Regions from separate parts of the Mus musculus genome. Here region 2 is linked to region 1. The links are chromatin loops, found by intact Hi-C in ENCODE. Cell type or tissue: left cerebral cortex. All regions are shown on one strand. Each heading gives the region's core, and the rest is flanking DNA. Links, peaks and the distances in the headings are about the cores only. Region 1 overlaps Gm32659 (a long non-coding RNA gene). Region 2 holds the start of Gm46767 (a long non-coding RNA gene).

What was found. Hi-C counts contacts between places; a loop is a spot of excess contacts. Peaks named below come from ENCODE experiments on the same cell type or tissue, not always from the same donor. Only the 100,000 strongest peaks of a DNase experiment are listed, where the experiment ranks them.
Region 2: a loop joins it to region 1, with 1.8 times the contacts of the local background. A loop is called at or near these places in 2 of 42 quality-filtered maps.

Annotation. Positions count from the first base shown.
Region 1 is chr2:136,593,322-136,601,775 of GRCm38, reverse strand. All of the region lies in intron 2 of Gm32659 (a long non-coding RNA gene), which reads left to right. Among named protein-coding and RNA genes, the nearest start is that of Ankef1, 65 kb to the right of the region's middle. In left cerebral cortex, for the core only: a CTCF peak has its summit at 5,099 (motif pointing right); DNase peaks (open chromatin) are centred at 2,828, 3,646, 4,848 and 5,106; H3K27ac peaks cover 1,153 bases.
Region 2 is chr2:136,832,328-136,840,781 of GRCm38, reverse strand. It overlaps Gm46767 (a long non-coding RNA gene), which reads left to right and starts at 8,189. Exons shown (of 3, transcript XR_001783485.2): 1 at 8,189-8,454. In left cerebral cortex, for the core only: a CTCF peak has its summit at 4,669 (motif pointing right); a DNase peak (open chromatin) is centred at 4,718; H3K27ac peaks cover 243 bases.

The sequences.
Region 1 (8,454 bases), core at 257-8,256:
TATGGGAACCAGCCAGAGTCAGCTGACACTGGCTCCAAGCAAGCCCTATCCAGTCTCCTATCTGGTCAGATTAGTTGACTTACACCTAGATGCAAGATCTTTTGTTTCTCATGACCAGGGTTACTGACTCCAGCATTTTACTCACAACCTTCCACTTAATTCTACTGGATCTTTACTATAGCACTAAGCTGAGTCCAAATCTTCTGAAGCTGACAGGAATGATTAACCATCACAGCCAGCTGATGACTCCGTGAGTTTCAGTCCTCAGCAGAAGCAGCTGCCTGTGTCTGCCTCTCTGTGCTTTGTCTCTTTTTCTTTCCTGACTTGTGATGCTCTTGCCTTGGCAGCTTCAGTGCACAGTGGCCTTGGTAGGGCTAAAGTAATCGTCATCACGTTGCTGGGGACACTTGCTCCCTTTCAACTCACAATGTAATTGTTAGCTCCAAGGACAACCAAGAACATAGCTTGGCATTTTGTTTCCCGAACTACAGGCAGAATGGCTCAATTTGGTGGCATTTAGCATTGCAACCTTTGCTTGCAGGAGAATAGAGGCTTCAACCAAAATAATGCAAGCCGACTAAAAGAAATGTGTTTGACTGGAGTCATTTAACTGAAGCTTGAAAATATTTCATTGTTATTATTCTCACAGTGCATGAACCTGTGTGTGCCCTACCGTTCAGGTCCCTGTTCTTCTATCCCCTTGCCTGAACAATGCTGGGATATAGTAGCCTGGATAGCAGTCCTAGCCATTCCTTGTCAAGATGCTACTTCCCATCACTCCAGTAGCTTTGAATAGTGTGAGCCTGAAATGGTAGGTCATTAGTGTCTCCAGAGAGCAGCCTTAAGCCACTGTCTGGAAGTGAATTGCTGGAGCAATGTTGCAGCTCCCTTCCTGGATTGGGTAATATTAATAGCAAAGCCTCGGTCTCACACCAGCTGTTGGAAGATCCCTGTAGACGGTAAGATCAAATTGTTTAAACACGGAGCTAACTTGCCTGTCCTGTCCTCTGCCTGCTTTCTTTCTGCATCTCAGTTTCTCCTCTCCTGTCAGTCTTTCTTTCATTTTGTTTCAAGCAAGTAGGCAGAATCCTGTGTTTTCACCCTTTTATCTCAGAGTCGCCTGAACCATGAAAACTGTTCTCTGGCAAACTGCAAACATGGCCATAACTTACCAGTTGTGTGCATTCAAGTTGTCTGTCCTCACACTCCTCCATTGCTGGTGGGATTGCAAGCTTGTACAACCACTCTGGAAATCAGTCTGGTGGTTCCTCAGAAAATTGGACATAGTACTACCGGAAGATCCAGCAATACCTCTCCTGGGCATATATCCAGAAGATGCTCCAACTGGTAAGAAGGACACATGCTCCACTATGTACATAGCAGCCTTATTTATAATAGCCAGAAGCTGGAAAGAACCCAGATGCCCCTCAACAGAGGAATGGTTACAGAAAATGTGGTACATTTACATAATGGAGTACTACTCAGCTATTAAAAATAATGAATTTATGAAATTCTTGGGCAAATGGATGGATCTGGAGGATATCATCCTGAGTGAGGTAACCCAATCACAAAATAATTCACTTGATATGCACTCACTGATAAGTGGATATTAGCCCAGAAACTTAGAATACCCAAGATACAATTTGAAAAACACAAGAAAATCAAAAAGAAGGAAGACCAACACGTGAATACATCATTCTTCCTTAGAATAGGGAAGAAAATACCCATGTAAGGAGTTACAGAGACAAAGTTTGGAGCTGAGACAAAAGGATGGACCATCCAGAGACTACCCTACCAGGGGATTCATAATCAGCCACCAAACTCAGACACTATTGCACATGCCAGCAAGATTTTGCTGAAAGGACCCTGATATAGCTCTCTCTTGTGAGGCTATGCCAGTGCCTGGCAAATGCAGAAGTGGATGCTCATGGTCATCTATTGGATGGAACATAGGGCCCCCAATGGAGAAGCTAGAGAAAGCACCAAAGGAGCTGAAGGGGTCTGCAACCCTATAGGCGGAACAACAATATGAACTAACCAGTACCTCCAGAACTTGTGTCTCTAGCTTCATATGTAGCAGAAGATGGCCTAGTGGGCCATCATTGGGAAGAGAGGCCCCTTGGTCTTACTAACTTTATATGCCCCAATACAGGGGAATGCCAGGGCCAAGAAGTGGGAGTTGGTGGGTAGGGGAGCAGGGCAGGGGGAGGGTATAGGGGACTTTCAGGATAGCATTTGAAATGTTAATGAAGAAAATATCTAATAAAAATTGAAAAAAAAGTTGTGTGTCCTCCCAAGCAGAGGTGGCTTGACTTGGGTTTGCATTGGCTAATGAACATGGCCCAGATGACAACCCAGTAGATTAGAGTTTAGGGAGAGACCTTGCACACATTTCTCCTGTTCCTCAAAGATTTGTGATGGATAATTGTCTTTTAAAGCACTGGGTTATTTGCCATACAGTAGAAATTGACTAAACTCTATCCTAAATCTATAGTTCGTTCATGCTTATTCTCTTCCATGTAAACAATTGTTTTCCCTGAATATAATAATCTTGTCAGGCACAGAAAGGTTCCATGACCTCCTCTGAGGTGCCAGGAGAGCCAGGGTGCCAGCTTTGGCAGTGTTTTGGTTTATTCCTGTGTTCAGGGCCTCTGGGCCGAGTCACCTGTCTAGGCTACTGGATAGTCATTGTGCTGTTTCTCCTCCATAGGCCCAGCACAGCTGCTGTTTTTTTCCAAAGCCCTGTTTTCCCAGAGCTGTTAGGTAGGAGGCCTGTACGTACGTTCTCGTAGACTGTGCTGGTGACATATGTGTCTGTTAGGGACTCTTAGCACAAAGCTGGCCTGAGATGGAGAGCTCACCAAGAATACTGCAGATGCTGCAGCCAGAGAATATGTGGAGCTTTCAAGTCAGCAGAATGCAGAGTAAACAGCCCAGCTCAGAGCGAGGCAACATGTCAGTCCTGGTTTTGCTTCTTGGCTGATTCCACGGCCCTGGGAGAGATCCTTGGCCTATATTTCTGTATCTTGGTTTCTGATATCCCTTTAATTCCCTCATGCCAGGATTCAAGGGTTAAAGAGAGCTTCATACAAATGAAAAGCTCTATAAAAAACCACAAGTGTAAGTGTGTAATTAAAGCAAATTCTGACAGATTAGAGCAATGATTCTGCTTGCTGTAGCTAGCTCTGCAGCGCCATACCCCCAGGAACTGGCTAGATGTGCACCCGTGCCAGCCCCACTCAACCACCCTGAATGTGAACTTCAGGTGGGGCCCTCTTGCCTATGTTTCAAGGAGATTTGGCACAGATTTAGAGTCTAGGTTTGCTGATTTAAAGCCGTATCAGTCTTTTCTGAAAAACATGACACCCTTATTTATGTAAACGAAGTGCCTCTAGTGTTCGATAATTTTCCTCAAAATGAATGGAACAAGAAAAATAAAAGAGAAAGCAACTATAAATAATGTGCTAATGAGGAAGCAAGCCAACCTCATGTCTCTGTGGAAGCTAAGCAAAGAGGTACTTTGAATCAGTAGACAGAACTAAGACCCCAGCTGCATGCATTATGGTGACTGTCAGGGCTGGGGTCCTCGATATCTTACTGTTAGCCTGAAGAATTTCTGCAAGGAATGCTGTCTTCCTCTCTCATCTTGTCATGCTGGCATTCCCTAGGCTGACCTCTTACTCTTCCACCACATGCAGACTCAGGCCCCTCTCCATGCTACAGAGGGACTTACATCAGAAGGGTAGTTTTATAGCACATGATTCAGCCACTGCCAGGCAATGTTTGTCACATCTTATTCAGTGCACAGCAGAGCTAAATTCACCCCCTGAGCACTAGTGTATCTGATGGACATACACATAGTTCAGGCCACTTGGAATTGGATGTGGCTTATACCATGGGAGCTGGCTAAAGAAGCCACAATCAACATTCCTCTCAGTTCTCCTGGCCCAAAACCTCCATTAAGAAATTTAGGTTGTCTGAGAGCACAAGATGCTCTGGGGATAGGCCTCATCCAGGGAGTTAGGACTGGCTAATTGGGAGTGATTCCAGATGCTGCAAAGTCCACTATTGTGCTTTGAGCAGGAAGGCTCCAGGTTGCACACGCAAGGCAGAGACTCTTGGACATAGTATTTCAAGCAAGATTGCTTTGAGACATTCTGGATAGGCATACACTTTACCCACTGCCCAGGAGGCATGGTCACATGAATCTTTGAGTCAGGGGCCTGAAACCCAAAGCTTAGTGGGATAAGATGCAGGTCTGGCAAAAGTGTGGGTTTGAAGACGAGTTATTTGCTTATTTTGTTGTGTGATCTTGATAAATGCGTGCTAATGCCCTCATTTGTGCAACGAAAAAGATACTGCTTGTAAACTAAAAGATACTAATGCCCAGTAAAGTACCATTGCCTATATTTCCTCTTGTGAGCCCAGGGGATAGCAGATGTCATCAGATATGGAAATGGAGGCCTTTCCTCTTCTTCTGCTTCCTCCTGGCCAATGGCCTAATTGTCTGGTTGGGAAGAAAGCCAGGTGAGTATGATGGGCTTCTTTATAGCTCCCAGGGGTCAGATGAAGGTGATACAACCACAATGCTGGCTAATTATATTAGGAAAGCTTCCCATGGGACTGTGGAAATCGATTCACGAAAGGGCTGACAGCACCAGTTTCAGGCTGCACTCTGAGCTCGCCTACTTACCAAAGCCATAAGACATAGTAATAGCTCATGGTCCTGTCACTGACCAGGTTGCCTCCGAAGACTGGAGTCAAAAGAAAGTTATCATGGCCCCCAGGCCTGTACACCTGCCTCATCTGCAGACTCAAACCAGTTAGAGGCTTTGTGCATTTCTGGGATGAGAAGGCATTTAGACCTTGAAGACAAAAGCAGACATGCTCTTCCAAGCTCCTTAAAACACAAAGCAACTGGATGATAGCAAAGCGGCCAGGTGAATTTCTTGATCTGAGAATCCAAGTAGCCCTAAATTAGCTTTCTATATTTAGGGAGAAGCAAAAGAATGATTTGTTTATTTTCCTTTTAAAATCCAAGAGCTGGTTGAAATTTTAATAGGCTAGGAAGAACTAGCGTTCCAGAGAGAGTGAGCCCAAGATAGCCACTAGAGGGCCTCAGCGTCCCAGCAAATCTGCTCCCAGTTTGGAGGCTCAAATATTTGGTTGAATCTGATGTTTAGGGGGGACTGACTCCCATTCCTGGAACCACTTGCAGTGGGCTCTTAGCACCACACAAGAAAGAAGGAAGCCTTTCTGTTAGTAGAGTTAGATAATCAGTTGATCAATTTATTCACTGGTAACCTATCTTTGCAGGCAATAAAAATGTCCTATCATTGGGGTAAAAGCTAAGGTGAGGATGTGGGTCAATTGTGAAAGTCTAACTGAATAGAAACCTAGTTGGAGCACATACTGGTAGGGTCGAGGCTTCAGAGATATGGGCTGAAGCATCCCTTTAATTTCTCCATGCTGCCCTGCAAACAAACCCAGAGAGTATCATTTACATAAGAAGAGAGAAACCATGCTGCTTGAGGAAAATGAATGTAACTGGAGGGAATCAAGGCAGTTTCAAGAAGACACATGCTGTGCGTGTTTCTCATTTTATACAGATATATGAAATCTTACAGCGTGAGAGTAGATGAAAATCTAAGTGACCAAAAGGAACTCATCAGATAGAGGGTAGAGAAAGTGGAAAGCAGAGGTACATGAGGGGAGTATGCTAACATAACTATGTATAGTTTGCAACTATATATAGTTTAGTCATTGTCTAAAACTTGCATTCACCTTGGATTTAGCAAGAGTAGAACCTCATGGGACGATCACTCCCCAGATGATAGCAATTACCCACTATGCTAGAGGCATGAATAATTCTCTTCTGAAAATCAACTGTCCTCTAAAACAATAAGGACTTCTTCAGCTATTCTTGCAGAGCCCAAACTGAGATACTGGACAACCAGATAAGTTCTTGACCAGGACTGCTTAATTGTTTATAATTCTGATCGCTCTGTTTAATTCTTCATTTATTCAAGCCCAAGGTTCATGTCAGGACCCCTTGCCTACTGCTCGAGCCATTGTTGGTGGCCACCTTTGAACTCCTGTGTCTTCTTACAGGCCTTAATCCAATACAGTTCCCCACTCCCACCCCCTGCAACACACACACTATTATTTTAGGACACTTGATTTAAGGCTTGACAAAACGATGGCTACATCCTTTTGTACAAAGAGCTGCAGCCCTGGTTTCCTAATCTAACCAATCAGATGCTCTTGTTAGCTCTCATGTATCTTTTGGATATTAGGTTGAAGTTCACATCTTGAAGGCAGCCCACTTCCTTGTATCCAAATCTCCAGCTAAAGAATCTCATAGAATCATGAGTCTCTGCTCTTTTGTCTTGCTGAAAGATGGCATTTTTGTTGGTTTTCTTTTATTACTAAGTTCCCTCAAGGAACACTGGAACTATTCTTGATTTTGTCTAGAGCCTAGGGCAGTACCTGACACACAATGGAACCTTATAAACATTAATTACATGATGGTTGGTTGATTGGTTGGCTGACCTCAGATGTTACCAGGGTTGTCTGGGGGGGTGGTGAGGAGAGAAGAGTTAAAGGCATTATTCTGGAAGTTGATATCTTTGATCACAGCCCAGACAAGATCTAACAACTGAAGTTCACATGGGCTAAAGTAACAAATCATTTTAAGGCCATTAGTAGAAAGGAATAACTTTTTCCTCAAAGATATTATGAAAAAATTATATAAGCAATATATGTTCATGGGGAAGGATCTATAAAGTTTTCTTTTTTTAGATTTATTTATTTATATGAGTATACTGTATCTGTCATCAGACATGCCAGAAGAGGACATCAGATCGCATTACAGATGGTTGTGAGCCACCAGGTCGTTGCTGGGAATTGAACTCAGGGCCTCTGGAAGAACAGTCAGTACTCTTAATCTCTGAGGCATCTCTCCAGTCCCTATAAAAATTTAAAAATGAAAAGAAAACAGAAAAATAAGTACATGTGTAATGCTTGGGAGCTTTAAGCTATTTTCTTTCTGATATTGGCCCAGTGCATGCATGTGTATGCAGAAACCCTCCTAAAAATAGTCAGGTTCAGATCTTACCTTTTATAAGAACGCTTAGCTTTGGATGCTAAATGATATTTATTTTTAATTAAACTATTGATCATAATTTTAAATACATTTAGAATATTCCCATGTACATTTAGAATTTCAAATTCCCCAGAATAGATCATGAAGGTTGATATGAATTTTAATCCTCCTGATTTTTGAGGACATCCTAAAGTCTAAAGAAAATGACAGTAAATATGAGGTATACTACCGAGTTCCAAAGCTGTTTTTAATGGAATGCCTACTTCTGTTCAGTGACTTGGCCTCCCCAAGTATTAGTTCGAGCTTGGTAGAAGGTCTCTATGGCTGCTCCCTCTCTTTAGCCCTCAGTTTCTCTCTTTTCTTGTTTTTCCACTATAGCAGACCCTACTGATGTCCTATCTATAAACTTTCAGAGCTCATAATTCTTGTGTGTGCCAATGGCTTCTTACTTAAGGACATAGCCTTCTCTGACAGTATGAATGTGTTCACTCATGAGTGGGGCAGGCTGGGAGAGCCTAGATGCATAGATGTCCCAAGGAGCAGGTGTCAGATGATGATAAATGAGTTAGTGGACGTGTTCCAGCTCCTTGTCACATAGAAAGAACACTTTGGGAGCATAATTTGTATAGAGCTTCTCACACAACTGAGTTCCAGCAACCCCCAGGCCTAGCTTGCTCATTGTATCTGTAGCTTTTCTTGTCCTCCCCTTTTCCATACTCTGCTACTTTTTTCTTGAGACCGCCTCCAAGAAAAGCTATTTGGCCTCTAATCCTTGCGCCAATTCCTGCTTCTGAGGAGCCATCTAAGCAGCCTCCTTCTCCTCTTACTGCCCTTGCTAAGTATGAGTTCTAACATCCTCTGACTGAGACGTCCCCCTTTCCCTTGCTTTGTCTAATGTAGAATGTGAAAAGTCTAGGAGGCAACACATTTTGAGGAGCAGGGTAAAAAGGCAAAGGTATGACAGATTCTATGATGCTTTTTTTCCCTTTTTTAATCAGAACTTCTGATAGGCATGCTCCCAAGAGGGAATGAATTATACAGTTTCTGGTGTCGTTGGAGGTGACTTTGAGTTGTTCTTCTCTCTGTCCTCGGTCATTTCTCTCTCCAGGCTTTTGCTTTGCAGTAGAAGGCAACCCTAGCAGAGCTATTTGTGTCTCCAGCCCTTAATTAGGTTTCCAGACATACCCACAGGCCTGGGTATAATATTGGGCAGGTTATTAAGTAAGCCCATATTCATTTTGTAGTTACCAAAGGCATGATGCAAGCTGAGTGAATATAGAGATTCTACTGGGACTGTTAAGACATTGTTGTCACAAGAAGGCAGGCATAGTATAAAGGAACTTAAACAG
Region 2 (8,454 bases), core at 108-8,107, 240 kb before region 1:
ATCCTTAGTCTCCATCAGAAGTAACAGTCTTGTAAAGGGCTATCTAAATTGTAAGGTCCCCCTCATTTTTGTCATCAAGTCTCTAGCCCTTACAGAGCCTCAGTAGTTGGCTACACAAGTTAACAAACAACTTCTTGAAATGACAATTGGCAATGCAAAATATCAAAGTATTGTCTGCCCTACTGTTGCCATTTAAATAAGTAATGTCCCCAGAGGCTCATGTGTTTGAACACATAGTTTCAAGATGATGGCATTGTTTGGGGATGTTATGGAACTTTTAGGACATGGAGATTTACTGGAGAAAGTAAATCACAGGGGATGGGCTTTCCTGTTCTCTCTCTCTCTCCTCCTGCCATGCCTGCCATTTGCTGTCACCCATCCCTACCATGGTGAACTTATCTCTCATGTGCGGCTTGGCAATGAGCATGCGCATGAGCTTTAATTCAATGTAAACACTTCCTCCTCTAGTTTTCTTCTTTCTGATCATGGTATCTTATCACAACAGCAGAAAAGTAACTATCCAAGCCTTTCCCCTCTTGCATTTACTTTGATTCTATGTTCCCATCACACAGAGAGGGGTCCTGATAGAAAACCATGGCGGGACCTGTGGGTAAATGCATTTGATGCCAGTCTTGACTACCTGAGTTTGATACATGGCACACACATAGTGAAAGAAGATAACTAACTTCCAAAGGCTGTCCTCTGACCTACCTACCTACCTACCCACCTACCTACACCCACACACAAACTGACTAAATAAGTGTATATAGTAAAATCTTTAAAAGTGATGAGCCATGAAGCTTTACCACTTCTCTTACTTTCTGATGCCATTTCCCTCTGTTTCCAAGTCTGTACTGAGTTTAAACTATATTCAGCAAAACCTAAGACATCTTTTCTAGGATTGTTCGGACCTAACTTTCAGCAGTGGTTGAGCATACATCTAGAGCTCTTTCTGCTGGAGCATGGGGAGAGTTTCCTATGAGACCTATAATGAAGAGAATGGAATGCAATACATCTTCTTTCCTCACACAGAGGCGTCTCCTTGAGGAGGGTAAGAATAGATCATATTTGGAGATTTTAGGGGAACCCTCCTAAGGGCACTATACATCTCCAGCCTTTGTTAGGCGCTGGCACTTTTTTGAAAATATTCCCATTGCTTATGTTCTACTCCAGGAAGAAGAGAACTGAATGTATACAAGGGTTACTAACAAACAAACTTTTGATTTTAGAATAGCAAATAGATGTATAGTGGTAAATATGCTGAGTAGGGAGAAGTTGAGTGTTGATATTAACAAGTATATTCGGAAAATAGGGAAATCCATATGCCTATCTAAAAGATTTAGACAATTCTTCCTGTCCCATAGGAATCTTTAGCATAGGAGGGGCGTTTTCAGATGGTGGCTCATAAGTTTTATCCTGGTTAAGTGAAAATCTTTTTTCCTCTGGCCCTTGGAATTGACGATGCCCAGTGTGCAGAAAGGACAATGTTCCTCAACTCTGGAACTCAATTTACAAATGAGATCAGAATATTAGGCTCTCTATCATTTGCCACAGATAGGAAGAAGTTAAGAGGGAAATTCAGAAGGAAAGTAAACTTCTCCTCCTCCTCCTTTTCTTTTTTTTTTAAAGTAGGTAGTATACATGCCTATAACACATGCATGAATTTGTCTCTTGCATTATTTTATGACCTGGTTATCCAGCCAGTAGAGTCTTTAGGTGGCAGGTATCAAGGTTGCTTTAAACTGTCCAACATATACCTGATACAGATGGCTAATGAGAAAGGAGAGAGCAAAGATGCAGTTAAAGGGGCAGGGTGTGAGCTGTTCTTTGGGAAGAATACCTCCTGGCTGGCTTTCTATCTATGTACTGAGGGGGTCCTGTGATCAGTTGAACTCCAGGTTCTTGGTGGCTTTATTAAATAACTGAGAAAGTGCACATAGTTGATAGCAGCAGTTTTTATTTAGAAAAGAGAAAAAAGAAAAAAGAAAAAAGGCAAATACATTATAGGGAAAAGGCAGGTTTTGAACAACATGACTTTAGAACCCTAGTTATTTTTCAGGGTTGTCTCTTATGAGTTTACATGGAGAGGAACTGATCCCCAGGGGCAGGAACTAGGTGGATCCTTTCCCTGACTGGCAGCTGGATTGTTATAGAACTTTGGAGGTTCTCTCTCTGTCTTTCTGTCTCTCTGTCTGTGCCTGTCTTTCTCTCTCTCTCTCTCTCTCTCTCTCTCTCTCTCTCTCTCTCTCTCTCTCTCTCTCTCCCTCCCTCCCTCTCTCTCTCTTTCTCTCTCTCTTCCTCTTTCTATCTCCCTCTCTGTCTCCCTCTCCCCCCTCTCTCTTTTCCCCCATCTCTCTGTGCTATACATTCCATGCTTTTAAATCACTATAATCCCCACCATGCATCCACGTGTGATGGTAAATAGGACTTTCCCCTGACAGGTTGCTTTTAAGAACAGACTTGTATTATTTATAGTAAATGCCCTTCTGCCAAGGGCAGTTCTGGCTTAAGCTAGCCTTACTTATCTCTCTACAAGGAAATACTTGACCAAAATTGCTCATGCATGGGGAGGAGCTGGGTGTTGTCCTATTGGAAAGGATTGGACACTGTTTATTGTTGAGACTTGTCAAGGTTAAGATTAGCTTTCAAAGTATTGAAAGGTGCTTTGCAAGTAGCCAACAAGGGAGAGCAATTTATAACCCATGTAGCTGTGACACCTATGAACAATTAGTCACCAGCATGGAACCATATCCCTAAAAGTGCCATAGTGGTTGTCTTAGTTATGGTTTCATTGCTGTGAAGAGACATGACCACAGCAACCCTTATAAAAGAAAACATCTAATTGGGGCTGACTTACAGTTTCAGAGGTTTAGTCCATTGTTATCATGGCAGAAAGCATGGCAGTGTGCAAGCTTGGTGCTGAAGTTGCTGAGAATTCTGCATCCTGATCCAATGGCAACAGAAGGAGACTATGTGCCACACTAGGCCAGCTTTACACACCTTTAATGCTCTTGATAGGGGCCTTGCTGCACATTAGCCACATCAGAGATGCTGAGTACAAAAGAAAGCCATTAACAGCACTGCATAACACAAAAAAATAAAAAATAAAAAGTAGCTTTCAATTACATCAGTTAATTAAACACTGCATAACACACAATCTTTTTTTAAAGTCGCTTTCAATTACAGTTTGGTACTTTCATTATTTTCCATCATAAATGTTGAAGAATTTTCTCCTCATGGAGGGAGGGAGGAAAGGGTGTGGAGTCTACCCAAATGCTCAGAGTGGCTCTTCAGCCAGGAAGCTCACTGTCTGGGAAGTTGGTCTTCAGGCTCACAGCGTGGCAAGGAGCTTCCTGGGATGACATGGAATCCAAAAGTCAGAGTAAGGTTAGTTTCACTGCAAGCTGTAGAACACTGTTGTGTGTCTCACTCGCTGCTCTCTGCTTCATGTGTTCACCAAACAGTGATGACAGTCACTGCCCCAGACCAAAGCAGCGGGTCTCAGTAGACCACGACTTGGTGCTCCAGGGCAGGTGGAATCCCTAGGCAGAATCACTCCAAGTGCAAACAAGCTGTTTCTAAGAACCTAGAGTCACCAGGTTGGGGGAGTTGGCATTAGACACACCTTCATTCTGTGAATTACTCTGGACTCTGTGGGGGGGGGGCGGGGGGGGAGGCATCTCTCAGATTAAAGTGCCTGGTTATTTGTTTGTTTCCAAGTTAAAACATCCTGACCCTGACTATGTGCCACTATAGTGCCACTTCCTATGGCCAATTATTTTAGCACATGAATCTCTGGGGCTATACTTATTCAAACCGTATAGCTTGGTGTAAACCATAGCTGTCTAATCGGACTCAACGCCCACTCAGCAGGAGGGAAATCATGCCTGACACTGTGAACCTAGCCAACATCTTGTAGCTAGTGAGGTCATGGATCTTAGAGGAGAATCTATTACTGCCACTTTCCTAAACTAGTATAATTCCTAACTGTACTCTCAATATTTAACTTCACACACACAGATAGGTATGGCTCTCACATCTCACCCAAGAACCTTCTCTTTGCAGCAGGGATTATTACAGAAAAATCACAACTGATCAAAGTACAGAAAACAACTGATCACAAGGTACTCAGCCCCAACTCATAAATATACAATACAACCCTATACTGGTGGCTCAGGAAAAACTGTGTCATTGGGGACAGAAAGATTGAATCACCTAGAAAACCAGGAAATCAGTTGTGAGATTGTGTCTTCTGGTATGACATGGGAGTCATGAAATCTCAATAATATGGTTGACCAAACAAGACCTGAACTATGACATGTACCAGTTAACAAGCCAATGTAATTGGAAGAAATCTAATGAGGTCCCACCCCTAGATGAAGACCTATAGACAATTAATGATTTCTTAGAGAGGGAGAATCTGTTTTCCCAGGAATGTGCCCCCTAAAATACAGAGAGACATAGAAGACATTAAATCGAGTTAGCTTATATGTATGTAAACATTATTTTACATTTCATTGTAACAAAAATTTAAGAAGATATTAACATATATAACAATAATAATGAAAGAAAAAGAAGCTATGGATTTTAAAGGGAGTGGGTGATAGAACATAAAAGGAGTTAAAAATCTATAATTATCTGCAGGAATTGAGGTTTTCCTTATTCTTACCCGCCTCAAGATGGCACCAGTGTTCCTGGAAGGTCTCCTACTTTTAGAAACCCATACTGCTGCTCATTGGCCTTTTCTAGAGCACAGAATCTAACCCTTTACTTTTGCAGAGCATGTTTTATAATCAGAGATGGTATAAAGAAAGTGAGTATTTAGATACAGACAAGTATATAACTTGTTAACATCGGGTTATTGAAAGCTATTTGTCTGTGTAAGGATGGCGGTAGAGGGACCTTCAAGATCTTGTCAGTTAAAAGAGGCACCTTTGGCTGACTTAGCTGTTACCTAACTGTCCTGATTCCTGGGAATGTCAGAGGTGCCATAGTGGTGCCTTAACGTAAGCGATTACTCCTGTATTAGTTACATTTGGGTCACTATGATAAAACACCATGACTAATGCAAGAGTTTTTTTGGGCTTAGGGGAAGTTAGTAATGGTGGAGTGAAGACAGCAGGGTGCTGAAAGATTACATCAATAACTGCATGTCAAGAAAAGAGAGTGAGTTGGAAGAGGGGTGACTCTATGAACTCTCTAGACTACCCCTGTGATGTGCTTCCTCTATCAAAGCTGCACCAACTCCCCAAACATTACCAGCCACTGAAGATCAAGTGGTCACATACACAAGCCTGTGGGGGATATTTCGCATTCAAACTCCCGCAACTAGGTCAGTTTTAACAAATGGTAAGCAACATTGGGCATCTGGATTGTACAGATGTGGCTGCCATTTTGTCCATTAAGGACTAGACAAGGTAGAATGTGACAAATGAAAATTGGTTCTGCTCTTCACAAATCAAGGAGTCGAGTGTGGCTACACTAGGAAGTAAATAAGTTAATTCCCAATGTTAACTTTACTTGAGCCCTGTGCTGTCAGAAACCATCACAGTTAAGAAATCCTGTAAGCATTTTGAGTTCATGAAACAATGAACAGGAAATAACTTCCCTGGGGCTTAAGACTTTTAAGTACGATTGGCTCTCCATTCTGTCAATGAATTCCAACCGTCTTAAAGTTTTCTTCCTGGTGTTCCTGTGACAAGTCCAAGAGTATACAGTCTCCAAGAGTATCACTTCCACACTCCCATCCTTTGTCTCATGATTGATTACCTGAGATTATGGCTTTAGTTACACATACAGAGACATTTTCCCTTCAACTAATAGAGACTTGCCGCATTGCAGAATCCTGACTCTGTCATCTCACTTACACTTGTCTGGGCCTCCCCATGAAAGGCCTGGCAGGGTCTTGCCAAGACACTGCAATGTTCTATTTCAACTGCCTGGACAAAGTCCATTTCCTTATCTTTGCCTTTGGCAAAGCTTGCAATAGTAATCCTTACTGACTGTGGGTGGGTAAGGGTTAACCTTGGCAGAAATGAAGCTTCCCTTATTTATTGCTTCTGAAGTTTGTTACAGAATTTAGAATGGGTGTTCTTGTAAAACTTGCAAAATACATTATTCCCACCTAACTTTCCTCTTCTCTTTGCTTTGGTAAATCTGAGTTACCACATTTTCAAAGCTCGTTGGATACCAGTACATCTCTTGGCCCCAACTCTGGTCTGTCTTAAGATCACCCTTAGTAGGCACTGCTGTCCTTCTTACCTGCCAAGGTGCTGACAGTGTTTGAAAAGGGCAGAAATTCTTAATACAGAAATTCTCTAAATGTTTTAAAGGTGGAGTGAGGGCACAGAACTGATCTGACAAACGTTGGAAGGCTTTGCTCTACAGCCAGTCAAACATTGCTCTCCACATTTGCATTTTACTCAGCACTATCATTCTGTTTTTCTACAAACCTGTTTATCCTCTGAGTAATTGTCTTATGGAAGAAATATGTATTTCTTTCATTTTATTTGTCACAAAATTAAAACACCTCAATCACACCTCTATACTACCCTAAAAGACATGCTTTATTCAAAATAGAATTCTACACGTAGCAAGGAAAGTTTTCTTTTCTTTTGGTTTCTGTTCTGTTTTTGTTACTGAAAGAGCAGTCTAGAGATTGGTAAACACTCCTCTGTGTGACCTTCATTGCATCAAGTCTATGTTGTGGATTCCACATTAATGACTAGGTAATGGGGAATTAATAAGTAACAAGAGACATACCTCTTAACTAAATGGGCCCAGGTCTGAGGTTTTAAAATCCTGACCGTTAAATGTACTAAATTTAGGTTCTAATTAAAATTTATTAAATAGACTCAACACTCTATATGAAAAAAAAATAGAACCTATATTTAGGTTTGCCTAAAATCAGGGCATCAGCAATAAGGCATCTGTGAGGACTAAAAATGTCACACTCGGTTAATTACTGCTTTTGTAAAACTCTATGAAGCTATTATCAGCCTTTTTATAAACAAAGGTGTCAATATATAAATACTTACGTTTATAGAACTTTCTCTGCACATGAAATTTACAGATAGATCACCTACTTATTTCTCAGTTATCTCTCTGCCCACCACCAACCTGTTTTCACTAAAATCATAAGCCTTATTTTTATATCTGTATTTTCTAGTTTGCCTTTGGAGCATAACTTGGCAGAATAGATATTCCTGCAGATAATTAAGTGATTATGATAGATTTTGGAGACAGGAAAAAAATGGCGTGACATCAAGAGAAATATAAAACTGAACTTTTTCTTTAGCAACTGAATGACTAGAACCATACACTAAACAATCAAATTATTTTCATAGTGCATGATAGCTTATGGTTTGAACGTGAAATATTCTCCCTCCGTTGATGTGTTCAAACATTTGTCCCTAGTTGGTGGTGTTGGTTTTCAATGTTGTGGTATTTTTAGAAATTGAAGCCTTGCTTGAGAAAGTGGATCACTGGGTAGACCTTGACATTTTTATAGCCTGACCCTACTTCCTGTCCAGTCTTGCAGGCTTCTTGCTGGCAGGTCCAAGCTAGAGGAGAGAACCCGGCCCAGCCGAGTCTCTCCAGGGCTGAACAGGATGCTGAGTGTCTCTGCCCAAAACAAACACACCAGGGCTAGGAGTTTGTCAAAGCAGGAACTCAACCTTATGACATCAGCCTCTTGCTTATATAAGTTCGGAACATAGGGAGGGGAACTTTTAGTGGGGTAAAATGACATAGGAGTCAGGAAAGGGTGATGGAGGGTATGGAGTGACTGGCAGAGCCAGTGGCAAAGCTCTACATCAGCAATGGCAGGGCAGAGGCAGGGTCAAACAGGTCTTGCTGAGTCATCCTGATGTGGAAGTGACTGAGCCAGGTCTCAAACTTGGGCCAGGCTTAGGCTCTCCCTCAAGGCCACAGAAACTCCAGCCAGGCTCGGGTTTTTCCTCAAGGCCCAAGCCAGGGCCAAAATGGGGCCCGAAAGAGTCTCTGCTTTCTGACTGGGTGACATGTGTCCATTTGCCTTACACTCATGTATGCCATCTCTGTCATGAGAAATTGTGTCCTATGTTTCTCTATAAACCAAAATAAATCCTTCATCCCCCAAGTGATGTTTGTTAAGTATTTGGTCACAATTGTGAACAAGTTAACTAATACATAAGTTAATGAGAACATAGAACAATCTCTTCATTTTGAATCAATGAAGAGATGATTTGAGATCATTGTTCATTCCCTTTTCTAAATTATTCATAGTCTGAGTTAAACTAGAGGCAAAATAGAAGCATCGTTATGAAGCTTAAGTAACTTCACTTCTACATTATTTTAAAGGAGCTGCATAAGCATGTGGTTTTATCGTGATAACAATCTACAAGGCAAACACATGATTTAACGTCTCTATGCTTTGCAAAGCTAATATAATTTATTTTGTATTAATTGAAGGAG